Linked DNA regions of Mus musculus: all the other regions are linked to region 1. The links are chromatin loops, found by intact Hi-C in ENCODE. Cell type or tissue: heart. All regions are shown on one strand. Links, peaks and the distances in the headings refer to the core of each region. The heading gives the core; the rest is flanking DNA.

Evidence for each region. A loop is a pair of places that touch in the nucleus more often than their neighbours do. Peaks named below come from ENCODE experiments on the same cell type or tissue, not always from the same donor. Only the 100,000 strongest peaks of a DNase experiment are listed, where the experiment ranks them.
Region 2: it touches region 1 in a loop (5-fold over the local background); 8 of 42 quality-filtered maps call a loop at or near these places.
Region 3: it touches region 1 in a loop (2.3-fold over the local background); 6 of 42 quality-filtered maps call a loop at or near these places.
Region 4: it touches region 1 in a loop (6-fold over the local background); 17 of 42 quality-filtered maps call a loop at or near these places.
Region 5: it touches region 1 in a loop (5-fold over the local background); 39 of 42 quality-filtered maps call a loop at or near these places.

The regions. Positions count from the first base shown.
Region 1 is chr10:78,156,842-78,163,126 of GRCm38, forward strand. It overlaps Gatd3a (glutamine amidotransferase like class 1 domain containing 3A), which reads right to left. Exons shown (of 7, transcript NM_138601.3): 7 at 5,225-5,877. The coding sequence ends at 5,749. Among named protein-coding and RNA genes, the nearest start is that of Gatd3a, 9.8 kb to the right of the region's middle. In heart, for the core only: a CTCF peak has its summit at 3,318 (motif pointing left); DNase peaks (open chromatin) are centred at 2,570, 3,290, 4,080, 4,562 and 1 weaker place; H3K4me3 peaks cover 826 bases; H3K27ac peaks cover 455 bases.
Region 2 is chr10:77,981,129-77,987,413 of GRCm38, forward strand. It overlaps Cfap410 (cilia and flagella associated protein 410), which reads left to right. Exons shown (of 7, transcript NM_026431.2): 4 at 456-685; 5 at 1,742-1,913; 6 at 2,388-2,463; 7 at 3,291-4,310. The coding sequence ends at 3,419. Pfkl (phosphofructokinase, liver, B-type) reads right to left here. Exons shown (of 22, transcript NM_008826.5): 22 at 5,819-6,285. Gm51807 (a long non-coding RNA gene) reads right to left here and starts at 3,296. Exons shown (of 3, transcript XR_003949012.1): 1 at 2,854-3,296; 2 at 1,490-2,187; 3 at 684-1,363. In heart, for the core only: a CTCF peak has its summit at 3,736 (motif pointing right); DNase peaks (open chromatin) are centred at 3,661, 4,652 and 5,249.
Region 3 is chr10:77,625,036-77,631,320 of GRCm38, forward strand. It overlaps Ube2g2 (ubiquitin-conjugating enzyme E2G 2), which reads left to right. Exons shown (of 6, transcript NM_019803.3): 2 at 5,691-5,726; 3 at 5,814-5,859. Among named protein-coding and RNA genes, the nearest start is that of Ube2g2, 5.9 kb to the left of the region's middle. In heart, for the core only: CTCF peaks have their summits at 2,657 (motif pointing right) and 5,161; DNase peaks (open chromatin) are centred at 1,096, 1,819 and 2,676.
Region 4 is chr10:78,065,972-78,072,256 of GRCm38, forward strand. Icosl (icos ligand) reads left to right here and starts at 3,397. Exons shown (of 7, transcript NM_015790.3): 1 at 3,397-3,564; 2 at 5,190-5,308; 3 at 5,767-6,120. The coding sequence starts at 3,554. Gm51775 (a long non-coding RNA gene) reads right to left here and starts at 4,504. Exons shown (of 3, transcript XR_003948913.1): 1 at 4,489-4,504; 2 at 1,904-1,970; 3 at 1-1,702. In heart, for the core only: a CTCF peak has its summit at 3,729 (motif pointing right); DNase peaks (open chromatin) are centred at 1,500, 2,760, 3,300 and 3,700; H3K4me3 peaks cover 1,828 bases; H3K27ac peaks cover 1,364 bases; H3K27me3 peaks cover 3,054 bases.
Region 5 is chr10:78,029,072-78,035,356 of GRCm38, forward strand. Aire (autoimmune regulator (autoimmune polyendocrinopathy candidiasis ectodermal dystrophy)) reads right to left here. Exons shown (of 14, transcript NM_009646.2): 11 at 5,515-5,636; 12 at 5,310-5,418; 13 at 2,750-2,818; 14 at 951-1,253. The coding sequence ends at 1,173. Among named protein-coding and RNA genes, the nearest start is that of Aire, 11 kb to the right of the region's middle. In heart, for the core only: no CTCF peak of the experiment used is centred there; no DNase peak of the experiment used is centred there; H3K27me3 peaks cover 153 bases.

The DNA.
Region 1 (6,285 bases), core at 472-5,471:
TTACAGAGGGCATTATGCAATTTTCTACTATCTCTTTTGGAAGACAAAAGCAGAAGGAATGGGCCCTAGCTCATCTGTGAGGCCTGTGTTTCCCTAATACCAAAACCAGACAGACATTACAGAAGACAGAAACTGCAGATCATCAGCTCTCACAAAGGCAGAGATCCTCAGCCAGCGTTAGCAAATACAAATCAACAACGGAGGAAACATCAACATCATTGACCCAGGGAGACTGTCCAGATGCGAATGCCTGCCCCAACGCCAGGAATCTGGGGTATATCATCCACACCAGAGGTTAAAGGAGAAAATCATATTGCTATGAGTGTTATGATAAAAAAAAATATGCAGCGGGGGGAGGGGTGTACTTTTGGTGGACACATGCCAAGGTGTTTCCCCAGAGAATTCATGCCATGCAACAGATCTGGTGCAAAAGAAGTTTATTGGAGGGAAGGGAGGGGAGTAGGGACCCGGGGGACACACAAGTGGACATGTAGACAGGCAGACAGAGGGGGAAGAGAGAGAGAGAGAGAGAGCACTTGTGAGATGGTGGCCGGTTGTCCTTTTATCAGCAGCAACCACCAGGCGCACCTGGCAGTGGGAGGAGTGGCAGGTGATGAAGTAAGCAGTTGCTAGGTCCCTGAGAGCAGGCAGGTGGACTTGCCTTTACACTAACAATGAATACTAGAGGGGACTTTCCTTAACTCAGTAAGAACCCCTAAAGAGCACAGACAGCTAATATCACTTAATAGTGAGAATTTAGGCAGCGACACCCCTCTCGTCATTCCTCTTCAGCATCACACTGGATGTTCTAGCCAGTGCAATAAGATAAGAAAAGGAAAAAAAGATACAGATTGGGAACTCTCTTTGTAGATGCAATGATAGTCTTTGTAGAAAACCAAAACACACACACACACCCACACACACCCACCCACCCATACACACACACACACACACACACACACACACACACCCCTACCTCTCCTGGATCTAATAAGCACCATAGAAAAGTTGCAGAATATAAAGTCGATTGCTTTCCTATAGGCCAACAACAAAGCGCTGAAATTCAAAATTTAAAATATAGCAACATTGACTCTAGTCCCTGCAGAATGAGACAGGTATAAACCTAACAAAATATGTACAAGATCTATGAGAAAAAAAAAAAAAACTCCACAAAACTCTGGTGGAAAACAAAAACAACAGCCAATCAACCCAAGCGCTAAGGAAACTGAGTTATTCCACGCTCAAGGTCACAAAGGCTGAGGCGGCTGTGTTGTCAAGGTGCGGATACTGCTGACACATCCGTAGATTTGGCACAATTCCAGCCAGGAGGTTATTTCACAATGAACTCTTCCGAAGTGTGTACCGAGACAGCTTACGTGATGCCGAAGAAGGAAGCCGAAACAGGAGGAGCAACAGGACTTGATGTGGAGCCTTGCCTCCAGGTCTAGTTGAAACAGTGGTGGTGTGACACATAGACAGGGAGCCTTGGCAAATGCCAGTCGGCCTTGACAATGGGACGGAGGCAACGCAGATGGCAGGCGAGTCCTTCCAGAAGTGCAGCTTGTGGATATCCACACTAGTTACTTCATTTCGCTTCTGGATATAAACACTGGGACACTCTTTGAACACTTGTCATTAATTCCTTTGTTTAACTTTATATCCAGAATGAAGCCTGCCTCTCCCTCCTCCCAGTCCCACCCTCACAAAACCCTCCCCCATCTCTCCTTCCCCGTATGAAAGAGTTTATTCTGCCTCATCAGCCAGAGTAGGCAGCCAGAGCAGGAGATGGCTGGTCACCATCTTTGCATCCACACTCACTAGGTGGAGAAAACAGGAAACGTGCTGAGGCTATGACCCCTCAAAGCCCACCCCCTAGTGTTGCACTTCCCCCTGCAAGGTGGTATCTCCTAAAGGTTCTATAATCTCACCAAACACCACCAACAACTAGGGAACAAGGGTTCAAATACCTGAGACTACAGGGAACGCTTCTCATTCAAACCACCACCTATGGGGTGGAGAGATGGCTCAGTGGGTTAAGTGCACTGACTGCTCTTCCAGAGGACCCAGGACTCAATTCCCAGCACCCACGTGGAAGCTCACAACTGTCTGTAACTCCAGTTCCAGGGGATCTGACTCCTTCACACACACACACACACACACACACACACACACAGAGGCAAAACACCAATGCACATAAAAAAAAAAAACCCACATCATATAAATGCAAAAAGAAAAAAGAAAGAAGAACATAGCACAGGCTTGTCACCCTTTACATTAATTCAAATAGAATCACAAACCTAAATATAAAATGCAAAACTCGGAAAGCCCCAGTTAATCACAGAAGGTGAAAACTAGATGATTTTTTTTTTTTTTGAGACAGTCTCTTGTAGTCCAGGCTGGCCTCCAGTTCACTATGTAGCAGGAAACGACCTGAAATTTCTGATTCTCTTTATCTGCCTCTGAGTGCTGGGATTTCAGGCACACAACCTGGGTAAATTTGCCACTCCTGTGGGGCTGAGGCTTTGGCTGTGTCAACAAAACACTCTCAGGACTCCGCCCCCGGGGGCGGGGCTTCCCGAAGACTGCGCAGGACCTTTTCCCTTTGAGTCCTGCGTGACCACCCTTTCTTGACTATGGCTCCATCACTCACACCTCAACTTAAGAGGGTGGGCAAAGCCCTTTTTGGAGTCCAAATATGAGCGTTGACGAATGATTAATCAGAATGTACAAAAACTAGTAAACGTGACTTCCTCTTCCAGGTGTTTACAGCCGGAGACTGCCCGCCTATAGAGATCTCCTACCGAGGCTAGCTACTTCTGACCCCTGTGCTGTACCTAATAATCATGATGAGGTCCCAGACTGCTGTAGACGCCCTCTATCAAAGTGTGCACACCCACACTAGACTCCGACTCTCCTAGTCTATGTACGTCTGTCCTTTCTTCCTTCCCTTACCACCCCTAATCAGGATTCCAGGGCAGAGCTACAAGAATCCTGAAATAGGAAGGAGAGAGGAAGAGGCAGGCGCTCAAGTGCTCAGGGTGGCTGGGGCAGATCACAGGTAAGGATGAGAAAACACGGAGCAGGTGCTGCCTGTGGAGGCAGTGGGTGCCTCATCTTGAGACCTGGTGGCTAAGATGGAGCTGCCTGTGAAGTGGACTTGGGAAGCAGGGGCACTTGGGGTCCCAGGAGCGTTTCTTATGTCGGTAAGGTGTAGGGTGTAGGAAGCGTGCATCTCAGTAGGCCCTTGGCCTTGGTCAGCGCTGGGGACATTGCAGAAGGCTCCAAGACTGGTCTTCTGCGCCCTCTGGTGGTGATATCTAAAACTACAGCCTTGCTAACGGTTGGGTGGATTTGGCTCTAGGAACAGGACTTGCTCCAAGAATCTGGCTCTCAGGGGCACACCCTCTCACTCAGCCTGGCTTGCTTCCTTTCTTGGTTGATCTCTGACCCATTCCCTGACCTCCCTGTCCATGTGTTAGCTCGCAATCCCCAGGCTCTGCCAACAAGCCCACACTAGACCCACGAGGGCCGGGATCATGGTCTTACAGTGGGGACTCCATCATTTCTAGGAGTCAGCAGCTAACCTCTTGCGTCAGGCCCTGATGAGGGCTTCCTAACCTCCCAAAAATATAGTCCATCATAGTTCCATGTGGCCTCAGCTAAGTGGCCCCACCGCCTGTCAAGTTGGGACAGTCCAGGCCCAACACCACAAGGATGTGATTCACACTGGCAACTCACTGGGCAAGCGCAGTGTGATGGTCACACTTGGTCACTTCTGTGGGGAGCCAGGGAAGATGTTCATGGTGTAGCACAGCAGCTAGCAGCACTGACCTTCCCCTGGAGGTCTCTCCTGGGTCCACTTCCCTCTCAGCTCCCTGTGGCGTGTGGCAGACATGAGAAAGAACAAAACCCGGCCAGCGGCCATTCGTAAGCTTGGGTTCCACTTGTGTACCTTACACTCCTGCAACATCTGAGAACACCCAGGCCACATGGGAGGGACTGAAGTGGCCACAGGTTCTTAGGGGCACTATCACCCTGTGGGCGAGCAGCAGGGCCAGCACGGCTAGTGAACAAGCAGCTTCCGGTCTGCGTGGGAAGGATGTGGCTTTGTGATGAGGCGGATGCTTCCTCCCTCCGCAGAAGCAAATGGGAGCATGCCTGCACACCAGGCCCTCAGTGAGAACAGCGCAGGATAAAAAGCCCATGGGTGCTACTTACCAAACGAAGGATTTCTCAGGCTCCTGCCAAAGAAAAGGCCCGAGTCGGGCAGTGAGATCAACAGATACTCTGCCCAGGGGATGCCACGGCCAGTGGGGAGAGGTGACTAACGCCAACTCAGTAGAGCTGGGCAGCCTGATGGGCTAACAGGAGACTGAAGCAAAGACATCAGGTGGGGTGGGGAAGGTTGTGCTGTCACAGCTGGCGGAGCCACACACGTCCCAGGGCAGGAGTCATCAGCCTGGACGGCCTTGGGAGAATTGGAGCAGGCACTTGTGTATGTGGGTGGGGCAATGCTGGCTCTGTAGTTCACTGTGGAAACTCACTTAAGAGAGGCTGGATACATACACGAGGCTTCAATAGGCCCTCTGCTGAGGGAAGGACAGATCTGGCCTTGGCCTCCCTTCTTTAGTGAGGAGTGAGCTCTTCAGGTTCTCCAGAAGGGCTATCTGGCCAGCAGTTCAGGTGCATGCTATACACAGGTCGTGGTAAGAGGTCCAGAGACCCAGACCACCAAGAATCGGAGCCCCTGGAGCAATCAGTCTTTAGACAATTTAGCCCATGCATAGACACACTGGGAGATGGCAGACATCTAGCTATGGAGGCTTGCCGCCTAGCCTAGTCCTGTTTCTGCCCAGCGTCTGACATAACTGAGCTAGAGGAACAGCTGTTCTCACCGAGGGCCAGTGTTGTAGTAGTCACTGCTACCAATGCCAAGGGACCCTCAGGCTGCCTGGCCCTCTGAAAGAGAATGTTCTGGAACAGAGAAGGACAGACCTCTGACAGACCAGTCTGACACCAGGGCACCACTGTCTTCTACTTTCCTTCTTTACCCAGGTTATACAATCTCACAGCCTGGGGCAACTTCCCAGACCCAGCCAGCAGGCCCTTCCAGGGACCCACAATCGGTGATTTCTCCCTTTTCCTGACGACTCAGAGCCGAGACTCACTGACAACTCATGTCACTGGGTACCGTTCACTAGTTTCACAAGGCCTGAGACATAGCTGAAAGGAGTTTCCATCGTGCGGAAGAGTTTATTCTGTGGCTACAGGGACCTACTACAGAATCCCCGTGGCTTTAGTTAGCTGTCTTTACTCTGGATCAGAGAGCTTTTCTTTATCCACAAACTAGGCACCTCTGGTTATCAGACGACTTAGAACCTAAACTGGTTTCTTCTTTTAAAGCTTTAGTACCCTGACCTATCAGACCCAGGATCGGAGAACCTAAGTCCTTCAACCAGGCTCTGGGAAAGGTGCTTAGATCTTCCATGGGGACACGCAGTGAGGCAAGCCCGCTCCCTCCCTCCCCACCCCATGAAGCTCCTGCTGCTGCTCAGGGCCCAGGGAGGGTCCCTGAGCTTCCTGCTGGTAGAAGCTCAGGCTGGACATACAGAGGCTAAGCTCCTCCTTCAGGCAGGAAGTGTCTATGCTCCTAGTAGCTAAGCGGCTCCTGTGTCCGGGCTGAAGCCATGGAGCACACGCCGGCTGGGGATGCCACAGTCACGGAGGCCAAGCGTGGTCCGGGTGGCATTACTTTCCCGTGAGTTCCAGCACATTCTTTACCATGGCCCCGATCCCGTCGTGGATGTGGTGGAGTGCGGTCTCACACATGAAGGCTGGGGTGGTGACCACCTTGTTTTTCTGGTCTACATGAGCTTCGTGAGTAGACGTTAGGGAAAATCTAGCACTTGGCGGGCCCATGGGCATCGCACGGGAAGAGCCCCACCCGCCCGTCCACCCTTGGTCCTGCCAGTCCCCTGCTGCTCGATGATGTCACGCCAACAAGTCGGCACTGGCTTTAGGAGGAGCTAGCTTCTGACTCACAGGTACTCATCAGGAGGAAGAAACTGGTCTGGGGGTGGAACAGTGCCCGATGGATGACAGCTTGCATGCTGGCCCCACATAGGGGTGTAAAACACCTTAGCCAGCCACCTTAGCTGAGGGGCCACTAGAACCAGGAGATCTGCCCACCCACACTGCTCTAGCTCCGTTCTATGGTCACCAGCAAGCAGCTCCTAGTCTTCTAGGCTACAGAGTCCTTCTCTAGCCTGTGGGGCTCAGGTGTCC
Region 2 (6,285 bases), core at 853-5,852, 180 kb before region 1:
TGATGCAGAGGCCATGGGGGGGGGGGGGGACTTTGGCGGTGAGTGGATGCTGTTTTCCCTTCCTGTGTCTCCACACTTTCTTATGGGATGGAAATCATCCTAACGCCCTGTTTTGTTTTGGTTTATATATGATACGGAGCCTGTGGGCATTTTTGCTGAGTTTTAACCAGTGCCTGCTGTGGGTCAAAGCGTGTCCTCTGGGGACTCAGTATCATCGAAGAAGCAGAGTGAAGCATCTTGTCTGCCACAATAGTTCCATGTGAATGCAGAGCTCTAGGCCAAGGAGCTGCCCATGTGGATCTCAGGTTGAGGGATCCTGCTGATTAGGTTCTGACCCATTCTAAGGCAGAGACCTTCTCTTGGTACCCATGGGTGAGGCAGACCCACAGGTGGAGGCCGCTGGCCCGAGGAGGTTGAGACCGTATGGATCCCTGACAGTGTGCTGGTCCCTGCAGTGTCAACAGTGTCTCCACCCTGGAACCGGTGCGCAGCTGCAGGCGCCTGAGCGAGCTGTACCTGAGGAGGAACCGCATCCCCAGTCTGAACGAGCTGTTCTACCTGAAAGACCTGCCACACCTCAGGGTGCTCTGGCTGGCCGAGAACCCGTGCTGTGGCACCAGCCCGCACCTTTACCGCATGACCGTGCTGCGCAACCTGCCCCACCTGCAGAAGCTAGACAACCAAGGTGGGCTCTGGCATGGCCACCCACTGGCAACTGAGGTGGGGCCCAGTTTTTCCTGAAGGAACCACTGAGGAGGCACCCCTCCTCCCCATCTTCTGCAGCCCCCAGTGTACCCATTGCTCAGTCCTTGTGAGAGTGTTCCCTTTCAGACATGCCATTGCAGGGTTTAGTACCCTCAGGGGTCCTGTCATAATCCCACCTGGGCTTACGTGCCTCAACAGTCTCCTCCTTCTGCCTCCCTCCATAAGAAAAATCCCTGTGCCGTGGTGAGAATGCACAGTGACCAGGCAGCATGTGGTGGTCTCAGCTGGCAGCCAGACCTCTGGAGCCACACCATGCCCACTGACGCTATGTCTGCATGCCCCTCTGTCATGGTGGACAGCCCTGCCCTGGACTCTTGGCAGAGTCCATCTCACTGACTCCATGGGATGATTTTTTTAAGATGTATTTATTTATTATATATAAGTACACTGTAGCTGTCTTCAGACACACCAGAAGAGAGCATCAGATCTCATTACAGATGGTTGTGAGCCTCCATGTGGTTGCTGAGACTTGAACTCATGACCTCTGGAACAGCAGTCAGTGCTCTTAACTACTGAGCCATCTGTCCAGCGGAGATGATGTTCTTAACAGTTTCTGATCCTCCTCAGTTACACACAGTTGTCTTCTCCCAGACACTTACTAAACAAAAAGTGAAGCAGGGTAAATAGGTGAACTCCATTCCTTTTAAAACTTCCAGGCTGACAGCAGAGAACCCGCTAGCATTTGCAAGGCCCTGGGTCCAACCCCAGCACCACAGAGGTTTACCTGGATTGGAAGTGTTGCTCTTAGATGCTGCGCCTGGAGGGTCGCAAGCACCCCTTGCCCTTCTGACAGGTGTCACACATTCTGGGGCTGGGGATTGGAAAGAGCAGGACTAACTGTCCCCAGGGGCAGCGCCTCTGCCCTCTCCAGCACATGGTGCACACAGCAGTAGGCCTGCTGAAGCCTGGAGGAGGCACTGCGTGGAGGCCATGCTGCACAGACCTGATGCCGTACCCTTCCTGTCCTTTCCACAAGCTGTGACCGAGGAAGAGCTGACCCGCGCGCTGATGGAGGGAGATGAGATCACTGCCGCCCCGCACAGAGAAGGTGCAGGCAATGGCTGTCCCAAGCCCCCCTACGCCCTCAACTCTGTCAGCTCTGCAACTGAGACCAGCCAGCACCTGCTGAGCTACACAGAGGAGACAGAGTAAGCCTGCGGGGAAGCAAGCCCGCACTGCCCCAAGGGTATCCTCAGGCAGGAGAGGGAGACTTCCCATCTCCTTGGGGGGGGGGGGGGGGCGTGACCTCAAGAACCTGTCTGTGCACACCAGGCCGTGGGTCCTTTAGAGGGGCCATAGCTGACGAACTGGAGATGAACTCTGTGGGAGTGGCGACAGGCCACTGTTGGGCTCTGAGTCTCACTTGGGTCACTTCTGGGCCTTTCCTGAGACCCTGGGTGGAAAGCATTGCCAGTGGGAGCCCTGGGCAGAGAGAAGTTGCTCTTGGTGGCTCTGGGCCCCTATTCTGCACACTGGCCATTATAAAGGTACCTAGATTGAGGGCGCCTGCTTTCTGTCTCCTGCTCTGGGCTAGGACCACATGCTAGTGTGCCGTGGCCTAGAGATAGTGGTGCTCAGAGCCCTGTGACTGTCATACCCTAAGTGTCTCCTCTCACCAACAGAGTCCAGGGCCAGACTACCACAGACCAGTCTCCTTCCTTCTCACCAAGGGACACGATGAGGAGTCACAAGAATAGGGTGAGTGACCACTGCCCCCTCTCTCCAGACAGCAGCAGAAGGCAGGCTTCCATGGGTGGAGATAACACGGGGTCAGAGCTGAACTCATAGGAGGAGTGCGGTCCATGAGGCAGGAGTGTCAGCCACAGCACCTGAGCTTAGTTCTGCTTCCTACTCCAGCATGCCAGAGCACCGCCTCACTAGGTCACTGTCCCCTCAGGATCCCTTCCCTCTTCACTTGCTGCTGTTCCCTACCCCAGCGCGCGTGCGCGCGTGCACACACACACACACACATTCTCTCTCTCTCTCTCTCTCTCTCTCTCTCTATTCCAAGAGCAGAGCTGTGTTCACAGTCTCCCTTCCCTCACCAGGTCCTCAATTGCCAGAAAGCACTTGTCTCCCCACACCTACCGGGCACCCTCCTCCCTGCTGCTACAGTAGGTGCTCCTGCCTAGTGAACAAGGTCCACCTTCAGCTGGTTGCCTTGGACCTGCATCTGTAGAACAAGGACACACACAAGGGTTTGCAGAGGCCTTAGTATGCTATAGAGGTCAGGGGTCAGAAGCTAAAGTAAGTTACTCACTCCTGGCCTGTTCCTCCCAGTGAGCCACCGGTGCTGCCCCTCAGCTATGCATGCCTCTCACCTTTGGGTTGGAAACACCCCGCTCCACCACTTTGTATGAGGATACCACTCTGAGGGGCATAGGACCCTCAGACCCAAGCCTGGCTGCAACTGGATAGGGAACAGTGTACCAGGGTCTGTACTGTGGCTTCCTGGAAGGTCTGAGGCTTTCTATCCTGTAAAGGATGCCACCAGCCAGGTCTTAGGTCATTCTTTCTGTCCCCAGAACATCCTGACTGCCATATTGCTACTGCTGCGGGAGCTGGATACGGAGGGGCTGGAGACTGTCCAGCAGACCGTGGGCAGCCGGCTACAGGCGCTGCACAGGCCGGAGCCCCAGGAAGACATGGAGTGATTTCAGACGCCCCAGTATCTGGACCCTTTTATATCCTGAGGAAACACAGCCCTACCTGGAAAGCCTTCAAAGCAGGCCCAGTGGCTGCCAGCAAAGCAGACCCCTCTCCTGTGCTGAGGGCTGGCAGAAATGCTGCCCACCAGCATGGTCCCTGGGACTTACCTGCTGAGGCCCAAAGCTCTGGGCACTGTCTGACCCTTCCTCAAGGGAGGCCTGAAGGAGCCATACCCTCCAATAAAGCACTTTCTGTTTGAGCTGGAAGGTCTGGGACAGGAAGCATCTCGGGGCCTTGACGTTGAGGTTCATGTTGTTTCTCAGCCGCTAGGGGGAGCCCTAGTATCACTGTATCAAGCCTACCCTTGGAGATGCCTAGAATATCTTTACGGGGCACTGTGTCCCAGCTGTCCTTAGACATAGCCTGGGAGAATGGAATTTTTTGTTTTTTCAGGACAAGGCTGGTCAGGACACTGTCCTTTTTCTTTCTTCTTCAGGAGAGGGATGTCACCTGAGTGACTGTTGCTCGTCATTCTGAGGCGCCAGATGCCATTGGTAAAGTTGTCTTCGTTAGAGCCATTAATTGGGGGAGGCCCTGTAGCTTACCTAGGCAGGGCCACCTTGGTGCCTTGGGGTGACCTTACACCTGCCATAAGAGAACGAGCCAGGAAAGGCCCCAAGATTAGCATATGTAAAGCAACCTAAGCAAAAAAAGTCTAGAAGGGCCCTTAGAGGGACAGGTAGAACATGCCAAAGAAGCCTGCTGGCTCTGTAGATGACCTGTAAGGGTCTTAATGCTGAAGGTTCAGGGCAGCTGGGCCCTTGGCTTTGCTCCACCGCTGGCCCACTTCGAAACCTGGGAGTGCTTTCTCTCTTAATAAACTGTTTTTACCAGTGTCTGTGTCCCAGGCCCACTTCCTCGTTCCAGGATGTAAGATTCTGGAAATGCCCAGCAGGTTCCCTCAGGACCACACCCCATGCCTGTAACGTCCTAGCTTTCCATCCTCCTGTGGCACACTCACATATACCCCAGGGATGGGCAGACTACCAGCTGCACCGAGCCCCCAATCCCTGATCCCCACTCCCAGCCTCTGCTAAAGCACAGCTCATATCCCTACCTGGAGCCGAGCGTGGGACATTCAGCCACATCTGGAATCTTCCAGATCCAGCCCCTTGAGCAGAACAGGAATTGGCCTTTCAAGGGTTTGGTGCCCTCCCATCCAACTCACAGCGGGGAGAGCTAAGGCTGGAGGTGTAACCCCCTGGAAGGGTGGATGTGGTGCAAGAGAAGAGAGGAAAGAGATGGCTACTCTGTACCTGAAGCCATTGCTATCACCAGGGCCCAAAGCCACCTTGCAGCCAAGCAGGTAGACCCTGAATCTAGCAGGGGTTCCATACTGAGAGTTGAGTCCACGCTGATGACAATGACCCGACTCCACCTGGCCATGAACAAAATGAGCCACACAGGCCCACCCTTCATGCCTCCCCATTGCAGAACCCCCTGTGTAGCAGACGCCCAGACTGAGCAAGCGGCTGGGTAGGTGCTGCTCTAATCTTCAGATGTCCAACTATAGCCTGCCATGTCCCCAGGCCCTGCGCTGCTTTGGGGGTGGAGGGAGAACACACTAACAGGTATGGACATTGATGGTGACTCTGGAACAAGCACAGGTGTCTCCCAGCAGTCCTGAGAGACCTGAGCCTGTCAATTAACCTGGAGAATTATTAAGAGGCCTTACGGTAGCCTACGAGGCTATTCCAGGAAGGCTTAGTAAAGGGGGAAGGCCCTCTCCAGGGACTGCCTCCGCTAGCAGGCAGCCCAGATATTGGGTGCTCCAAGTAAAAGGCAGTGCTGCCTGCCAGCCCTTCTTGCTGCTGTTACCACCCTCTGCTGACATCAGACACAAACTCTGACTTTCCAGTGTGGCGTGAAGATCCTCCAGGCCCTCAGCACTAGAATGGAGCTGCTGTGAATTTAGCAGCTCCAGGGCTCTCAGCCTCCCCAGCCAGCAGATGGCTGTTATTGGTGAAGTCTGGATAAAGATGGCCCTCACAGGCCCATAGGGAGTGACACTATTGGGAAGTGTGGCCTTGTTGGAGGAAGCTTGCTACTGTGGGGTGGGCTTTGAGGTTTCAGGAGCCAGGCCTAGTGGCTCACTGTCTTTTCCTGCGCCTGCAGATCCAGATGGAGAACCGTCAGCTACCTCTCCAGCACCACATCTGCCTGCATGCCGCCATGCTTCCCACCATGATGGTAATGGGCTAAACCTCTGAAACTGTAAGTCAGCCCCAATGAAATGTTCTCCTTTATAAGAGCTGCTGTGGCCATGGCGTCTATTCACAGCAATAAAACCCTAAGACAATTAGGCTACCAAGCCCATTTGTGTAAGCCAGTCTGGCGAACCCACTTTTACAGTATATATACATTCTATTGGTTCTGTTTCTCTAGAGCCCTAATATACAGGCCTTGTTGCCATGTGCTCAAGACCAAACCCTCCAGGGTGCTGTGATATGACACTTACACTCCAGGACTCTGCTCCCAGCAGCTTTGGGGGCTCCAGCCAGATGAAGCAGCTGGGTACATGGCCTGCAATACCCCCACAGAAGCCTTACAGTGACCCATGGGGGGAGACGTCTACCCAAGGAAACCACCGCCCCAATGCGGCCTGCAGGTCCACAGAGCCAAAGTCACAACCCTTGACCTCCATACACGGAGAAACCAGAAACAGCCTCCACCTATTGTAAATATTGTAAAAATCCAGGCACTGTAGAGGATGGACCCAGCAGCAGCTCACGTAAGAAACCCTGATAAGGGGCTTAGAGAGGGATCTGAGGTGGGGCTGGCCAGGGCTCAGCCCTTCATAAACTTCTCTGA
Region 3 (6,285 bases), core at 401-5,400, 530 kb before region 1:
GCTGGGTCCCTGCATTCCCCTTAAGGATCTGCTCTCAGTGCCTCCCCTGCTTGTTGCCTGGCCATGCTGCTGCTCCCTGCTATGATGCACTGCCTTTTCATAAGCAGGCATTCTCTCATCTCAGGTGACTTTCCTCAGGCACTTTGTTACAGTGATGGCCAGCTGAATAACTCGGTGTCCATGATACCCTGCTTGCAGAGCAGAGCAGGACAGTGACCTAGAGTCTTCATCTTCCCAGCACCACCAAGAGTTAGCGACATACCGAGTTGTCATTCTTTCTCTTTCTATTGCCGTTCTGTCTCTGGACACTGTGTGGTTTTCGTTTGTCTGTCTTAATAGAAGTTGTACAGTGTATATATATATATATATATATATATGTGTGTGTGTGTGTGTGTGTGTGTGTGTGTGTGTGTGTGTGTTCTTTGCTTTGCCCTGGGAGCTCTTACCAGCCTTGTGTCAGTTTCCTTTCTCTTGAAGCTTGTGACGGCAGCCTCCTCTCCTTGCTCAGTGGATTTCTCTTTATGAACAAGCCAGCATCCCTCTGTTCTGCTCCTGGCAGACACTGAAGTTACTTGCAGTTTGACTCTTAGAAGTACTGTGAGCAGATTTGAAAATCTCCTGGTGGACATGTGCAGGTTTGCATTGGAAGCATAATTTAGAGCCGTGCCGCATCTGTGTGAGCAGCCGGCGTTACAAGATATGCTGACCTGTTGGTCACTGTGGCTCTTCTGGTGTGTGTGTCATGGCCACCACAGCTGAGTTAAGTGTGTGCTACTGCTCAGGCTTTTCACTCATACGTTATCCTTGGGGTCTTCACCTTGTCTGGTAGGTGTTAGATGGCATCCTGGTGGCTTGAACTGTATGTTAGTGATTGCAAGTGAGGCAGCGGGATCCTTTCACATACACAAAAGGCCATCTCTGCCTTTTCTGCCAAACGTCTGCCTCTGGCAGGCTTTACACAGCGCTGACTTTTTCTCGCTGGACTGTAGGATCCTGTATGTTTGAGTGTGTCACATCCATGCTGTGAATAATAGCATCCTTGGAGTGCCCCGCCCTGCCCTGGGACTGCTCTGTCCCTTCTCCCCCCTGCCCCTCCTAGGTAGCACCGATTTGCTTTCACTCACTGGAGTCTTGGTGCGCCCTTCTTCGGGCCTCTGCACTCAGCACAGTTGTGCTGAGCTTGTCTGTGCTGCAGTGTACCCTTACCCTTCCAGCAGCAAGTGATGAAATAGAACGGGCAGTTACAGCTGTTGTGTAAAAGTCCTGGCAGGGCTCAGCAGGGTGGAGTGAGATTCCACTATAGTTCTCTGAGTCGCCATTGAAAATATATTGGTTGTTTACTTCTGGGAATTTCCACTGATATTTTGATATTTTCAGACCTCTGTTGACGTAAATATTCACAGACAAGGGAGCACTGGCTTGTTTCTTTTCTTTTTAAAGGTTTTAATTTTATTCTGTGCATTTGGTCTTTTTCCTGTGCATATGTCTGTGTACCAGGCGCATGCCTAGTGTCTGCAGAATTCAGAGGAGGGAGTTGGATCTCCTGCAACTGAAGGTGTGAGCTGCTGTGTGGTTGCTGGGAACTGAACCTGGGTCCTCTGGAAGAGCAGCCAGTGCGCTTAACTGCTGAGTCGTCTCCCCAGCCCAGCAGTGTCCTTTGTAATATAGAGTCATAGCCCATTGCATGGTCAGGCTGCACTGTTTAAACATTGGCTTCTTGATGACCATTGAGGTGCTGCCAACTTTTGGCTGTGACAACAAGACCTGCTGTGAACATTGTGTGCTCGTCTCTGTGGCATCTCACTTTGGTTTCTTCTGCACCGACGCCTGGTTAGTGTAAAAGGAAGTACCCAGTTGTTAGTGTAAAAGGAACTACCCAGTTGTTCGGTATAGCTCTGTCTAGTCTCACTGGCACGGTGCTCCACCACTCTGCCCCTTGTGTTTGTTTTTCAGCTCAGGGTTTCTCCATGTAGTCCTGGCTGACCTGGAACTCACCCTCTAGACCCTGCTTATCCGAGGCCTCAGTGAGGACGTGGGAGGATGGATCAGGACCTGACCTTACTTGACATGTAGTTTCTTCTCCATCTGGTTGTCTCCTCGGCGTGTCCAGGAGCTTCCTGTGCAGTGTGTAGGAGTAACCTCTGCAGCCATCTTTCTTGTTTTTTTTTTTTTTGTTTGTTTGTTTTTTTTTTTTTAAAGATTTATTTTATTAATATATGTAAGTACACTGTAGCTGTCCTCAGACACTCCAGAAGAGGGAGTCAGATCTTGTTGGGGATGGTTGTGAGCCACCATGTGGTTGCTGGGATTTGAACTCTGGACCTTCGGAAGAGCAGTCGGGTGCTCTTACCCACTGAGCCATCTCACCAGCCCTCTTTCTTGTTTTTACCAGTCAAGGCTTCTAGAAATGGAATCACCAAATTCGAGAACAGTTTATAGTTTGTTTGTGAGATGGCTATTTAAGCTACCTTTAAGAAAAATAGTTTTTAAAAAAATCACCACTTAAAGGGAATGGTTTTTGAAAGCTTCGGATATGTTTAGTAATTGTTTCTCTTCTGGAACTTGTGTTTATCACTGAATGTGGAAGTGTGTGGTTTTATGATTGTTAACCAGTGCACATTGTCCTGAAGACTGCCTGCTGTTGATTGCAGTTCCTCCCTGACCAGCAGGGGTCACTGCTGGATAGCAAAGTGACTGGGATGGCACAGGCTGTGTTGAGCCTGGGTCTCCATTGCTGGTCTCTAGATGCAGGCTTGAAGGAAGAGTATTCAGGGACAGTCTAAAGGGGACTCCCACAGAGCATACAGCTTGGCTGCATTTTGCCCTCGGTGCCCCTTGTTCACAGCACCAGGCCTCTTCCCCACCCCTACATTTCAGCAGGTCAGAATCTATCTGCCTCCTTTGTTGAGTGTTAGATTCTGACGACTGAGAATGTACAGGCTCTGCAGACTGCTCTGTTGTTGTTTTGTTTTTTGTTTTTTGTTTTTTTTCGAGACAGGGTTTCTCTGTATAGCCCTGGCTGTCCTGGAACTCACTTTGTAGACCAGGCTGTCCTTGAACTCAGAAATCCGCCTGCCTCTACCTCCCGAGTGCTGGGATTAAAGGCGTGCGCCACCATGCCTGGCCCGACTGCTCTGTTCTTTATCCAGTCTGTTCCTGTGAGGAGCTCCAGAGGGACACTGTAGAGCTAGCTGTGTTGCCAGTGTGTGCCCGTAGCCTTCATGGTACCTGATGTCCGCCTCCTTGCCTCTTTGAAGTGTACACACATCTATCTGTACCAGGGCTCTTACCCTTCTGTCTGTCTGGCTCTTTTCAAAAATCTTTTTTTTTAAAGGTTTTTTTATTATTTGTAAGTACACTATAGCTGTCTTCAGACACTTTTTCTTCTGGCTCAGGCCCTGCTCGCTCACTGTAGCTGTCTTCAGATACCCCAGAAGAGGGCATCAGATCTCATTACAGATGGCTGTGAGCCACCATATGGTTGCTGGGATTTGAACTCAGGACCTCTGGAAGAGTAGCCGGTGCTCTTAACCGCTGAGTCATCTCTCCAGCCCTCTTCAAAAATCTTAATTGCCACATCTCTCCAGCCCCTGGTTCACTTTCTCCCACCAATATTCTTATTTATGTTAATTATTGTGTGTGCTGGGGGTGTGGAAGTGCTCACACCATGGCACTCATGTGGGAACTGTGTTCTCTCTTCCATTGTGTGCGCATGCACTGGGCATCAGACTCAGGCCATCCCCTGCTGGACCTCTCCGTAGTCACGCCCTCTGTTGTGTGTCTTTCAACTTACTCTTCTTTCCTTTTTTTTGGGTTAATGGCCAAAAGCCCCTTAGATGGTCTGGCGTTGTTTTCCTTTGCAGGTTTCCCCACAGTATAGCTGTCCCAGCCCTTTGGTAATGGATTGAGTGAGTGCACACACACAGTTGAGAGTCGGCATGGACTTAGAGGTTCATGCTGTGGGACTTCTGGCCCCTTCCAGGGCCTGCTGTAGTTCCCTGTGCTGAATGCATCCACAACAGGATGTGCTGTCGATGTTGGACGTTCCTTCCCACCCCCACCCCTTTTTGTCTTTTCACTTTGCCCTCTCCACAGCTTACTAGGTATAATCTACTGCAAGGGGCAGCAAGGTGGGCAGTGGCAAGTACTCCCTGCCCTGATTTTTCTGTGAAATCAAAGGTAACCTCATTCATCTAGTATGTTCCTGTTAGAGCATGCATGTCTCTCTGTGGCCGCGTGTTCTCTCTTGAGAGTTTGCACTGTGCAAGACTCATGCTCTAAGTGCTCGTGTGTGGAAACTAGTTCAGGGATGGATGGATGGATGCTGACCTCAGCAACTTTGACCAGCTCACCATTTCCTATTGGCTTTCAGTTTCTTTGAATGATCTGTTTCCAATCTCTGTATCTGGTCCTTTTGCCTTAATCTTACTTGGCAGAGATTTATTAATGTTTTGGTTTTTCAGAGACCATCATTTGGCTCTGTAGGTCTTTTGTGTCCTTGGCAGATTGCATTCTGCCCTGGTTTCCTTACTGTGTTCTGACTTGTCCTAACGTGGCTGTTCCTTCTCCTTCCATTTGCCATTTTTCCAAATGTGTCCACAGGCTGTGTTCATTTGTTGGTCATTACCACACAGTGTTGGATATGAGTGACTTTATGAAACAGAACTGTTCATTTGGGCACAGTGGTGCGCACACAGACATTTCTCATTTGGGAGGCAGAGGCCAGAGGTAGCTGCAAGTTTGAGGCCAGCCTGGGGCATAATGAGTTTCGGCCAGGCCAGGCTTTATATAGTGATACTCAGTTGCTGTTTATTTGTTTTTGTTTTGTTTTTTTTTTTTTAATCTCACATTTTTGGATTTCAAAGTACAAGAGCAGGGTCAGTGGGAGAGCAGCGGGTGGCCCACATTGTGGTTTGAGTGCAGGGTCGCACATGAGGGTGTGATCACACCTGGAGCAGGAAACCAGAGAGTAGTTACCACCAATTGTGGTGTCACACACCCAGTGTCACACACTTTGTCATGCCCCCACCTCTCACAAAGGTTGTGTTTTTCCCCACCCCCACTCCTGCTACCCTGCTTTTGAACCTTGACTCTTAGGGACACACCCCAGACCAGAACCTGACATAGGTAAAAGTCATGCTGCCAAGAGTTGACATGCCACCTGGTGGCAGAGCTAGACACTGGTCTTCAGCAGGTGACCTTAAGTGGCTGTGATGCTGTAGTGGGCTCATCTGCCATTGTCTGAGCTTGTGCTGGGTGGTGGCACAATCAATCGCTGACCTAGAGAGTGGATCTGATTATGTCAGTCTCCCTGCAGCCTGAGCTTGGCCTCTCATCCTTCTGCCCTGTCACATTCAGAGAGGTTTGTGCCAATTCTTAAAATGTTAGGAAATGCCATTTAATTAAAGAATACCCCACTTTAGATCTCTGAGCCTTTGTCAGAGATGCTGGCAGGAGCACTCTGAGAGGCAGTCTGCCGCCTTTATTTCCACTTCTTACTGGTGTAAAGGGCTGCTCAGAGCCATATTGGTTTCAGGCCTGGGCACTTATCTGGGGACCAAGAGGCACCCTTTTGGAAGAAGTGTCCCCTGTAATCTGTAGTTTATATGATTCATGGAAGGAAGTGCTTTGCTAAGTGACAATGTAGCACACATTCTGTTTGGTAATGGCTATGTTCTTTCCCTTTATAGAATTAACCCTGAATCCTCCAGAAGGAATCGTGGCAGGTAAGGGGCTTGGGTAATTTCATTATGGTGTCCTTCCAGTTGCCAAAGCTGTCTTCTAATTAGGATGTGTTTTTTTCTTCCCTGCAGGCCCCATGAATGAAGAGAATTTTTTTGAATGGGAGGCATTGATCATGTGAGTTACTTTTGTGAATTACGGTGTGTCCGTTCCCCCCCCACCCCCCCGCCATGCTTTACTAGAAACTAGACATAAGAATCTCTAAATGTTGAACTCTGAACTTGAGTGGGCTCAAGTGGGCCTTGTAGCTTTCAGCTGTTCCTGGGCAGAAGCCAGGCGAACATGGATTCAAAGGAGATGATAGCAGTTCCTTAGAACCAATAGCCAATTTAGTTGTGAATATTAGCTTTACATAGCTTCAAAATGATATTTAAAATTTTTTTTTATTTAGTTTTTTTTTTTTCTCAAGACAGGGTTTCTCTGTGTAGCCCTGGCTGTCCTGGAACTCACTCTATAGACCAGGCTGGCCTTGAACCTGCTTCTGCCTCCCAAGTGCTGGGATTTAAGGTGTGCACCAGCAGCACCCATCCCAGATGGTGATGT
Region 4 (6,285 bases), core at 615-5,614, 91 kb before region 1:
CTCTCTTTTGTTCTTTTTATAAAACACAACAGATCCTGTCTCAAAATCAAACCAAAGCACAAGTCTGTATCTGTTGTGATCTGTGCAGTTCAGGGTGTGCATTAACTCATGAGGAATCTTAGTATCTTACAGCAATGTGATCTGTGCAGTTCAGGGTGTGCATTAACTCATGAGGAATCTTAGTATCTTACAGCAATGTGATCTGTGCAGTTCAGGGTGTGCATTAACTCATGAGGAACACTTAGTATCTTACAGCAATGTGATCTGTGCAGTTCAGGGTGTGCATTAACTCATGAGGAACACTTAGTATCTTACAGCAATGTGATCTGTGCAGTTCAGGGTGTGCATTAACTCATGAGGAATACTTAGTATCTTACAGCAATGTGATCTGTGCAGTTCAGGGTGTGCATTAACTCATGAGGAACACTTAGTATCTTACAGCAATGTGATCTGTGCAGTTCAGGGTGTGCATTAACTCATGAGGAACACTTAGTATCTTACAGCAATGTGATCTGTGCAGTTCAGGGTGTGCATTAACTCATGAGGAACACTTAGTATCTTACAGCAATGTGATCTGTGCAGTTCAGGGTGTGCATTAACTCATGAGGAATACTTAGTATCTTACAGCAATGTGATCTGTGCAGTTCAGGGTGTGCATTAACTCATGAGGAATCTTAGTATCTTACAGCAATGTGATCTGTGCAGTTCAGGGTGTGCATTAACTCATGAGGAATACTTAGTATCTTACAGCAATGTGATCTGTGCAGTTCAGGGTGTGCATTAACTCATGAGGAATCTTAGTATCTTACAGCAATGGTTCTCAACCTCTGAACCACTGCGATCTTTTAATACAGTTCCTCAAGTTGTGGTGACTTTCATCCATAAAGTTATTTTTGTTACTACTTCATAGCTGAAGTTATGTTACTGTTATGTCTTGTGATATAAACATCTATGTTTTTTGATGGTCTTGGGTGACCCCTGTAAACAAATTATTCAATCCCAAAGGGGTTGCGGCTTACAGGTTGAGAACCATTCTTCCATCAGTGTTGGGTAACTTACTTGGTGGTGCATAGTTTCCAAGAAGCAAAGGTGGGATTTGAGCCCAGCCATGTATTTGCCACGGTCTCCTGCAGGCTCCCAGGGGCTCCTTCCCTGCACCTGCCCAACTCTGCCTAGTGTCCATTTCTAGCCAAGATATAAATCACTTCCTTACTATGCTAAGGTCCCTTTGTTTAGCAGCATTTGGCTTTCTGGGATTCCAGATGTTGTGGGGAAGTGCAGGGCACTAATTTTTGCAGAGCTCCTGTCCCTGCCGCTTTGCCAGCCATAGCATAGTCCAGGTCAGCCATAAAAGCCCCTTCAACCTTTGCTCTCTACTGCCTGCCTGGAAGAACTGCTGAGTGAGGATCAGGACACAAGGCAAGGAGTGGCATAAGTGTCAGCCAATGGGGGCGCTGTTCTGGCCCCTGGGCATCAGTGATAGGCCCAGATGTTGATGCCAAGTCAGGCCTATCCAATCAGAGAAGCCTCGAGATTAGTGCTGGGGGTTGTACAGCTGGAGTGGAGTGGACCAGAGCTGGGGAGCCTGTGGCCAGGAGAGTTGGAACATAGGATGTGGTGGTACCCTATCGGCTCCATCTGCCAATTGATGCCAAGGTGACTCCCCAACACGGGCTTCTGCTGAGTCCTCAGTGCTGCCAACCTAGTGGGGGAGAAGAGCAAGTGAGGCCACCACTCCCGATGTGCGATGTACTTACCAAGACTCCGGGTTGACTCCTGGATTATGTCTGCCAGAGCCCAGGGGTCAAGTTCTGATAACTTCTGTTTTTTCCTAGCACACGAAGAAGGTAGCCCCCCTCCCTGCAGGAGGGCCAACCCCCACCCCCACCCTCAGGCTGCTTACCTCGGCCGCACTGGTCCCCACCTCTGCTTGTCTCTTCTGTTCTTTTGTGCTTGTCCTGGCCTGCTCCCTGATGTTGATAGCCAAGAGCCAGAGATTTTTAGTTTCTCTCTCTCTCTCTCTCTCTCTCTCTCTCTCTCTCTCTCTCTCTCTCTCCTCTCTCTCTCTCTCCTCTCTCTCTCTCTCTCTCCCCCTCCCTCCCTCCCTCCCTTTCTTTTTTTTTCAAGACAGGGTTTCTCTGTGTAGCCCTGGCTGTCCTGGAACTCACTCTGTAGACCAGGCTGGCCTCGAACTCAGAAATCCACCTGCCTCTGCCTCCCAAGTGTTGGGATTAAAGGCATGCGCCACCACTGCTCGGCTTCTTTTTCTTTTCTTTTCTTTTCTTTTCTTTTCTTTTCTTTTCTTTTCTTTTCTTTTCTTTTCTTTTCCTTTTTTCTTTTTTCTTTTCTTCTTCTCTTCTCTTCTCTTCTCTTCTCTTCTCTTCTCTTCTCTTCTTTCCTCCTCCTCCTCCCCGCCTCCTCCTCCACCTTCTCTTCCTTTTCTTTTTCGAGACAGGGTTTCTCTGTGTAGCCCTGACTGTCCTAGAACTCACTCTGTAGACCAGGCTAGCCTCAGACTCAAGAGATCCACCTGCCTGCCTCTCCCTGGCCTCCCGCATTCTCAATTCACTGGCAGGTGGGGCGGGGAGGGGGCGTGGGGGTTGAGGGAGAGCAGGGAATGGGGTGAGAAGAGAGTCCTGAGCTTAGACACAGGCTCAACGCTTATGAACCGTTAAGGCTCTCCCAGAGTGAGTGCCAGAGAGCACGAGGCTGGGAACAGGATTGCCAAGTCTGGCTGGCTTTGGAGGAGAAAATGGACACTTCATTCTGTGTTCCACAACTTTATCCCTCACCAAGCCTTCGAAGTTGGGTGATGGGAGATCTGGACAAGAGTGGAGCCCGTCTTCTCCTCCCTTTCTCCCTCCTGCTGGCCCCTCTCTCCTCCCACTCGCCTGGCTTTCACTTTTTAATTCCTAGTCGTTAGGTTTTCTGATCATCTACGGTCTTTGGTCAGCCCCAGGTCCGGGCTTTGAACCTTGGTTCATCTTCTACAAGACAGGGCCCAACATCGGGCTCTAAAAGAGGGACGCAGGGACCAGGCCGGGAATGTTCTGGGCAGCGTTGGGGGGGGGGGGGGTGGGGGGTGCAGCGGCTGAGTTTCCTGTCTTCCCACCCTCACCCTAAGCCTCAGTGCCCAGACTTTCGGCCGCACCGGAGCCGGCCCTCCTTTTGCCCTCGCCGGGATCCACAAACCACCCCACACCCTGGCACCTGTAACTCATGCCCAAGTCTCCGACCCTGCTCAGCAGCCGATTGGGTTACTTTCGGGAGCGGGAGAGCGGAGGCGGAGCTCCCCGCCTCCAACCCCCGCTCGGAGGTGGCCGGAGGGATGGGCCGAGGGCGGGATCCCGCCTGTGCCCAATTAGCCAGGCGCGCAGCGCTAGCGAGCGCAGTTACAGCGGGTCTCCTGCCGCCAAAGCCTCAAGAACCCCAGATTTCAGCGCCCCAAGCCTGGAAGCTCCCCAGTTCTTCGTGGCCCCCAACAGCTCCGGAACCCCAGCCGCTGCAACTCTCCGCGTCCGAAATCCAGCACCCCGCAGTCTGCGCTCGCACCATGCAGCTAAAGTGAGTCCGTTCGCTGTTGTGTCCCGTGAGTGGGGTGGGGGAGCCGGGGACCCACCCGAACTAGGACTGAGATTGCCCGACGCTAGCGCAGCGGCTCTGTACCGGCGCAGATGTGCCCAGTTCCGGACGGCTAGCGGCCACACCTGGACCTGCCGGCTTGGACGGCAGGGGGCGGCGCAGGGCTAACCCGCTGCACCCGCGGACCAGACCCCGGCGCGTGGGCGGCTGTAGGCGGAGGAAGGGCAAGAGCCGGTACTGAAGGTGAAAACTCATAGCAGCCATGGGCACTGGCTTAGCCGCCGCCGCCCTTCTCCCTGTTGATTTCCCAGAAGGGAGGATGTGTGTTACCTCAAAGGCCAGCTGATACCCAGTGCATGGGGACAGGACACCTCCTTGTACACTTGACTTCCCTCACAGATCCAGACTGGGCAGGGGAAGTGGGAGGTGTGTAGGAGGGGTGTGTGTGTGTGTGTGAGAGAGAGACAGTTTTGCGCTCCGGCGTTTTGCAAATATTTCCCTCAGGCACTTGTACCGTAGACACTCCATCTCCACTGGCTACTTGCTGAGGTCCTCAGTCCACAAGTGTCCTAACCACAGAGTCTCCAGGGATAGAAAAGGGGAGACCTTGCAGGCTACCGAGTGCCTGCTGGCCAGTGGCTGGCTTGAGTTTGTGGTTTGCCCACTAATCATTCCTGGGGACACCCCCCCCCCCCCGTGTGTGCGTGTGTGTGTGTGTCCATCCATCCCTCCCTGTGGCTTCCCAAGGGTTTCTTTTGAGACAATCTTCTGAGAATTTCAGGGCTGCTGTTGAAAGAGAGGGAGAATTTTTGGTTGGTTGGTTGGTTGGTTGGTTGGTTGGTTGGTTGGTTGGTGTTTTTTTGAGACAGGGTTTCTCTGTGTAGCCCTGGCTGTCCTGGAACTTACTCTGTAGACCAGGCTGGCCTCAAACTCAGAAATCTGCCTGCCTCTGCCTCCCAAGTGCTGGGATTAAAGGCGTGCGCCACCACTGCCTGGCTGAGAGTGAGGTTTTATAAAAGGTGTGTGGGCAACTGTGAAGTGTCTGTGACCTGCTGCAGGGTCTTAGCCCCTATAGAGAGTCTCCATAGAACAGACGGCCTTGGGAGACTAGGCAAACTCTGGCTAAAGTATCCAAGACTGCTTTAGAGTAGGGTGAAGTGCCCTTCTTCCCACCACCCTTCTCCCCCCCCCCCCCTCACTCCCACCACCAACCAGACCTCTAAAAGGAGGCAGCTAGGCTGAGATACATAGGACACCGTCTTTTGTGTATCACCAAGGGCCTGGAACATGGCATTCCACCAAGTTTGGTTTCAGACAGTCCTGGTTCTCACCTGTCTCCTTTGGGGCCATCAGGTGTCTCTATCTCCTTCAAATGCAGCTTGTAACCATTTCTCTACAGAAGGTTAGGTCACAGGGAGGGGGCACAGACCTCAAAGCAGGGACTCTCAGAGCCCTTTCTCCTCACACAAATCTTTCTGAGTTTGGGAGCTGTTAGACTCTGGGGATTTGTGTTTGGGGGAGGGGGGAGTATGGTCCTGGTTGGGCTCTCTGAAGTCTCAGTGGAAAACCAACCAGCTGTCCTCCAATGGAATTCACATTTCTCCTAGGTGTCCCTGTTTTGTGTCCTTGGGAACCAGGCAGCCTGTTTGGAAGAAGCTCCATGTTTCTAGCGGGTTCTTTTCTGGTCTTGGTCTGTTCTTGCTGCTGTTGAGCAGCCTCTGTGCTGGTAAGTTGGGATGCATGCTGTGTGGCGCATAGATGCAGAACATTAGGGAAGCCCTGGCCACTGCCCCTACAGCCTCCCCAGAGGCCCACTGGAGAAAGCTGGATCCCCATACCTAGGTTGATATGTAGGGTTGGCAATCAGAAAGGGAAGTGCTTTTCCAAACTTTATACTTCTCTTTACATTTCTTGCTTGGGGTCAATGGAATGCCCCTCTTGGTCTCTCTGCATGGTGAATCATAAAAGCCACCTTTGAGGAGAGCTAAGGGTGAGAGCCTGCCAAAGCCAGGGAGGGAACCAACCTTGGCACTAGGTGGAGGCTCGCACCTCACACCTGAGTTTGCTACAAGACACTAACGAGCCCTCCTAATGAACCTTAGTAATGAATTCCTTTCTTGCCTTGGTGGGCTGAGGCAGGATTGGTGTTTGAATCTTAAGTAAATACATTGTGTCACTTTGAAGCCTCTGCAGAGACTGAAGTCGGTGCAATGGTGGGCAGCAATGTGGTGCTCAGCTGCATTGACCCCCACAGACGCCATTTCAACTTGAGTGGTCTGTATGTCTATTGGCAAATCGAAAACCCAGAAGTTTCGGTGACTTACTACCTGCCTTACAAGTCTCCAGGGATCAATGTGGACAGTTCCTACAAGAACAGGGGCCATCTGTCCCTGGACTCCATGAAGCAGGGTAACTTCTCTCTGTACCTGAAGAATGTCACCCCTCAGGATACCCAGGAGTTCACATGCCGGGTATTTATGAATACAGCCACAGAGTTAGTCAAGATCTTGGAAGAGGTGGTCAGGCTGCGTGTGGCAGGTAAGACTCTCAAAGCAGAGATTAGCTTAGCCCAGTGTGATGCTCGTCCTGAGGAAATCCAAGATTCAGTGGTGGGCTTCTATGCATCTGTGGAGCTCTGATCTTCTTCTTCTTCTTCTTCGATTTATTCATTATATATAAGTACACTGTGGCTGTCTTCAGACA
Region 5 (6,285 bases), core at 485-5,484, 130 kb before region 1:
CATAAGGATGTAGCTGTGTTTCCCTTGAGGTGCATCTTAGTTAAGGGCCTGATGAGGAACAGCTGCCATCTGGCATCTGGGACTTTTCAATATGTTACAGAGTTCCCAGGGCACAATTCTGAGCTTAGAGCTGCCAGGAAACCCATCTTTCTGAAAGCAACACACAGCCCCAGCCCTCACCATACCCAAGGGTCTGTGCTTTGCCTCTGCACATGGGCTCCCTGCCTCCTCCAGGGTCCCAAGTCATGGCCCAGCACACCCTTGGTCTTCCTTTGATCCCTGCAGTTTCTGGCTTCACAGCCATTATGTTGTCTGAGGTCAGAGCAGTGTTCGTAGGTTCTGTGCCTCCAATTACAATATTCTCCTCTGGAGCCTGCCTGGAAAAATGCTTGGTAATAGATGTACAGTGGGGATTGGATTTAAAAAAAAAAAGATTTATTTATTATATGTAAGTACACTATAGCTGTCTTCAGATGCCCCATCTCATTACTGATGGTTGTGAGCCACCATGTAGTTGCTGGGATTTGAACTCAGGACCTCTGGAAGAGCAGTCAGTGCTCTTAACCGCTGAGCCATCTCTCCAGTGCTGATTTTTTTTTTTTTAATGAGTAAGTGAAGGGACACTGGGGGTGACTGAGGTCTCAAGGACGATAGACACATGGCATAGAAGGACAGGAAACTTCACATGGCAAGGGCCTGGGGTAAGAATGAATGATGGGGAAAGGGGCTTGCCCAGGGAGACTAATACAGGGGTGGAGATGGGAAGAAGCCACTCAGGGGCTTAGGGGCCATGACAAGGCCCCAGGTTTTGCTTCAAGGGCACCGGATGCTGTTCACTCCTCAGGGTTCTTCAACGTGTTCCTTTCCCAAAATAGTGAACTTCTTCCACCCTGGCCTAGTTTTAAGCATCAGGAGTATAGATACCCCCCGAAACAAACATCCACCAGGTGTACCTCAAAGTACATAGAAGTGACTTTAATTCCAGGATATGGGGTGGCCTTGCATCTCTACAAAGATCAGGGCCATCTGCAAGCTGAGTCCAGCAGGCCAGAACCTGCCAGCTCTTGGTCCTAATCAGCCCAGGCCTCTCAGAACAGAGTGCCTCATCCGATGGGGCTGGGTGGGGAGGGAGCCAATGCTGTGCTGCCCACCCCTTCCTGGGCCACCTGTCATCAGGAAGAGAAGGGTGGTGTCTCGGCCAGCGGGCGTGACATGCTCTGGATGGCCCACTGCAGGATGCCGTCAAATGAGTGCTGAGAGAGAGTGACACGGGAGGTTAGAGCAGTCGCACCTCCATAGAGCCATCTTGACATGAAGGTATCACCCAACCTGACCCGCTAGTTCAAGGAGGGGGACTGAGAGCTAGGGCCCATGGGACATGCCAGTGAAGGGAGGTCTCTTGATCCAGTCCTCCTCTAGAGCAGCCTGTGGGCCCTGGGTGTGGCTTCCTCTGCTGGGTCCTTCTTCTCTGCCAACAGGACTGGGAAGTCCTGGAGAAGGTCCTCAGTTTTTCCAGTGTCCACCCATGCTGGATCCTCTCTCTCTCTCTCTCTCTCTCTCTCTCTCTCTCTCTCTCTCTCGTGCTTCTGCAGATCTGCCTGTGCATGGCCCTCTGCCCAGGGCAGGTCTCTGTCCCTCAGCCAGTTGAGTCTCCCTAAATGTCAGTGGACACTGAAGAAGGCATGTGGGCTCCCTGGGGTATGGGAATGACCAAAGGAGTTTGTGCCCTTGCAATAGATGGGGCCCTATTTCATTTTCTAGAAGAAATTCATTCTTACTATTTTTTAATTTATATATATGCATATACACATAATATTCACACACACACACACACACACACACACACACACACACACACACACTGTAGCTGTCTTCAGACACACCAGAAGAGGGCATCAGATTCTATTACAGATGATTGTGAGCCACCATGTGGTTTCTGGGAATTTACTACTTTTAAGTATGTATGTATGCTGGGCAGTGGTGGCACACACCTTTAATCCCAGTACTTGGGAGGCAGAGGCAGGTGGATTTCTGAGTTTGAGGCCAGCCTGGTCTACAGAGTGAGTTCTAGGACAGCCAGGGCTACACAGAGAAACCCTGTCTCGAAAAACCAAAAAAAAAAAAAAAAAAAAAGTGGGTATGTACATGTGTGTATGCACCTATGTGTATATGTGTGTCTGTGTGTATAAGTATGTGTGTGTGCGTGATGTGTGTACAGATGCCCGAGGAGGCCAGAGGTTTCAGATCCCCTGGAGTGGAATGATAAACAGTTAAAAGTCACCTGACATGGCTGCTGGGACCCCCCCCCCCCAAACTTGGGTCCTCTGAAAGAACAATGCTCTTGCATTTCTGTAGCCCCTCAGGTTTTTGAGATAGGGTTTTATAATGTAGTCCAGATTAGTATCCACCTCACAGTCCTCCTACATCTACCTCAAGCACTGGGAATCAAAGACCTGGGCCACCTATCCACCTCAAGAAACAGAAAACTGAGTTGGGAGGGGTAAGAGAGAGGCCCCTGGAAGACCCTCCCAGCTTTCCCTGAAAAGTCAAGGGCTTAAACCCCCTGGCTCTGAGGTCTTGATGTGAGGATCCCAGATGTGAGGTTCCTGGAGGAGGCCAGCACCCTACATGGAAACAAGCTCTTCTAGGAAGAGCAGCTATGGGGGCAGGGTAACACTGGTCTGCTGGTGCTGCCTACTAGGGGCAGCAAAGAATCTGTGAGCACAGCCCAGACTAGGTGACAGATTACCTCATTGAGGAGGGACTCCAGGTCGTCCCTATGTAGAACAGGGTCGTGACTAGCAGAGTCGTCCCCTACCTGGAACCAAAGCAGAGAATCAATAGTCAACCCAACCTAGCAGCAGGCTAGGGACCAGACGCAGGACTTGGGGCAGTAGACTGTACTCCACCACAGAGCAGACTCACACCTAGTACCTCAGGCTGGGGACACAGGCAGGCTGAGGGCAACAATCTGTCCTATATATTCCCTGTAGCCCCTAAAGAGACCCGGTGGCTAGCACCCAGCCAGTGTCTCTCTGCTTTCACTAGTCACATGAGCTGAACTTAGTTGGACCTGCCCTGGCCATAGTGACAGAGCTCCAGTCAGGGAGTGGCAGGCTCTGTCAGGAGTTCACAGTGAAGCCAGTGGAGGCCCCATTGCTCAATCCTCGTCTTCATTCTAGAAGTGACTTTCACTGTTTGTGGCTAGACTCTAGGACAGTGGTTCTCAATCTTCCCAATGCTTCAACCCTTTAATACAGTTCCTCATGATGTGATGACACCCCCCCCCACCATAACATTATTTTTGTTGCTACTTTGTAACTGTAATTGTGCTACTGTTACGAATCCCAACTCTCAGATATTTCCAACAGTCTTGGGCCATCCTGTGAAAAGATCATTTGGCACCAAAGGATCACTGAGGACCACTGTTTTAAAGGCTCAGCAAACCTTGCCCCATGCTTTACTGGGTCCTCCAGTAGAATCCTAGGAGCAATAGATTCTGATGCAGCCTCCCAGATGTTCTCAATCAGATAAGGTCAACCTGCAACTAGGGGGGCAATTTATCAGGGAAAGCTGGAATCTAGCAGTGAGCTGCGCATACACTCTGCCACCTTGCATAACACATCTTTACAAGATCACTCCATTTTACCCATGAACCTGAGAGACAGCTAGGGGCCCAAGCCTGGGGTCCATGTCTGTCTTAGCAGTATTATGCAATGGCAAGTGGATAGAGGTGGATACTGCCCTTTCCTCCTTGGGCCTCCAGACAAAGCTCGGTCCCTGCCTGGTTAGTAAAAATGGAGGTGACATAGAGATCCACCTGGGTAGAGGACTTGGGTAGGTGGCTCTCGGGGTCATCAAAAGCCAGCAGCTTTGTTTGGCTCTGCTCCCCAACTCTCTCTCTCTCTCTCTCTCTCTCTCTCTTTCTCTCTCTCTCTCTCTCTCTCCAGGCCAATAGTTGGCCGCCCTGGAGGTCCCAGCCATTCTGATACCTGTTCTGCAGACGATCTGGCCCCTGGGTGCCTCCCAGTCGTCTCATTTCAAATTAAGCCAACTGCTCTTAGGTCCAGAGCTCCCTGATCAGAGCTCTGAGCTCTGAGGCCCACGGACTCCCAGGAACCCAGTACCAACAGTGAGTTCATAGCTATTTGGAAGGTTTCCCTTTAAAATACTTGGTTATGTCTAGAAAGGGTTCGACTGCGTAGCCCTAACTAAACTGGAAGTCACGATACAGACCAGACTGGATTCTAACTTACAGAGACCAACCTATCTTTACTGCTGGGGGCTAGGGTTAATGTCCTGCCCTACCACTTCCAGCCTTTCCCTTTTAAATAGATTCAACTTATCAAAATAAGTTGTCTGTTTATTGAAAAACACTTTATAAAAGTAATTGAGGAGCCAGAATTAGTGACATACACCTTTGATCCCAGCAATAGTCTTAAAGCAAACAAACAAAAAAACAAACAAGGGCTGGGAAGTGGTGGCACACACCTTTAATCCCAGCACTTGGGAGGCAGAGGCAGGCTGATTTCTTAGTTCAAGGCCAGCCTAGTCTACAGAGTGAGTTCCAGGACAGCCAGGGGAACACAGAGAAACCCTGTCTTGAAAAACCAACCAACCAACCAAACAAACAAACAAGGACTGGAGAGATCTTCCAGAGTCCAATTCCCAGCAACTACTTAGTGGCTCGCTCACAACCATCTATAATGGGGATCCAATGCCCTCTTCTGGTGTGTCTGAAGGCAGCTACGATGTACTCATATAAATAAAAAAGAAATCTTAAAAGATAAAAAAGGGGGGCTGGTGAGATGGCTCAGTGGGTAAGAGCACCCGACTGCTCTTCCGAAGGTCCAGAGTTCAAATCCCAGCAACCACATGGTGGCTCACAACCATCTGTAACAAGATCTGACTCCCTTTTCTGAAGTGTCTGAAGACAGCTACAGTGTACTTACATATAATAATAAATAAATCTTTAAAAAAAAGATTAAAAATGATTAATTTTTAAAAACAAACAAAAAAGTTAGTCCAGGAATAAGGGTCATGTGCTTTTAATTCCAGCAGTTGGGAGGCAGAGGTAGGTGGATCTCTGAGTTTAAGGTCAGCTTGGTCTACGAGTAAGTTCCAGACAGCCAGAGATCTGTAGTACCTCAACAAAACAAAACAAACCAACAAAAATCCAAAACAACAAACAAAAAACAAATCCCCCAAACCCAACCAAACAAAAAGTAATGGGACACACGGTTATTGGATATGGGTTTAAATTCTCCTCCACTCCCACAGGGTCTCACCTGGACTGAGCAGACACTGACCTTGGCAAGCCCAGGTGCTGGACGGGGCCCAGAGGTGGGTACAGCTTCGCCCGGTGTGCCTGGCGTGGGAGTCGAGTCTGCAGAGCAGGATTTGCAGCGGAGATTGGTCCTGTCCGAGAGAAGTGGGAAAAGCTCACTGGCTCGGAGAACCTTCGGGGTGGGTGAGATCGCTGGCTACTCTGCCACCCGGTGCCCCCTTACTCACCCCGGCCGGGCGGCGGCCGTCGGGAAGTGGCAGCGCCAGTGGAAGGCAGCGGCACAGTGTGCACACCGCAACACCTCGGTGCCATCGCCACACACACTGCATCGCGCGCTTGGTGCTGGACCCTGCAGGGGCAACATGGGCGGCAACCCAGCCCGTGTCCTGCTCACCCCACCAGCCCGGGTTAACTGGGAAACCTCAGGGTTTCAAGTCGCGTGAGTGGGACTGTAAATTCTGAGTTCTGGATGTCCCGAGGGGAGCAGGGGTCAGAAAGCGGCCTTTCCAAGCTGCTTTCCACGGACCAGTCCATCCTGGGAGTCCAGCTCTGATCCTACCAAATGTGGGACTCCAGAAGAGCTTTGGAGGAGGGAGAGGGTGGGGAAAGACTGCGAGAGGATGATGGGGAAGGGGCAGTGAGCGGGATGTAAAGTGAATAAGTAAAATAAATAAATTAATTAATTAAATTTAAAAGTGGGGACTCTGAAAAAGAAAAAAAGAAAGGTAACCAACAGAAGTGGACAGGGTCTGTGGATTCGAGATGTTTGTTGTCCTGCTTCATGATGGGGGAGGGTGTATCATCTGGATAACCAAGCTAAGCCTGTCTGTCTGTCTGTCTGTCTGTCTGTCTGCCTGCCTGCCTGCCTGCCTGCCTGCCTGCCTGCTTGCCTGTCTTACTTCCCTCCTTCCCTTCTTTCTAGCTAATTCACTATTTATTGGTGGTCATGCACATGGAGATCAGAGGACCACTTGCAGACCGAGTCACTCTTTCCACCA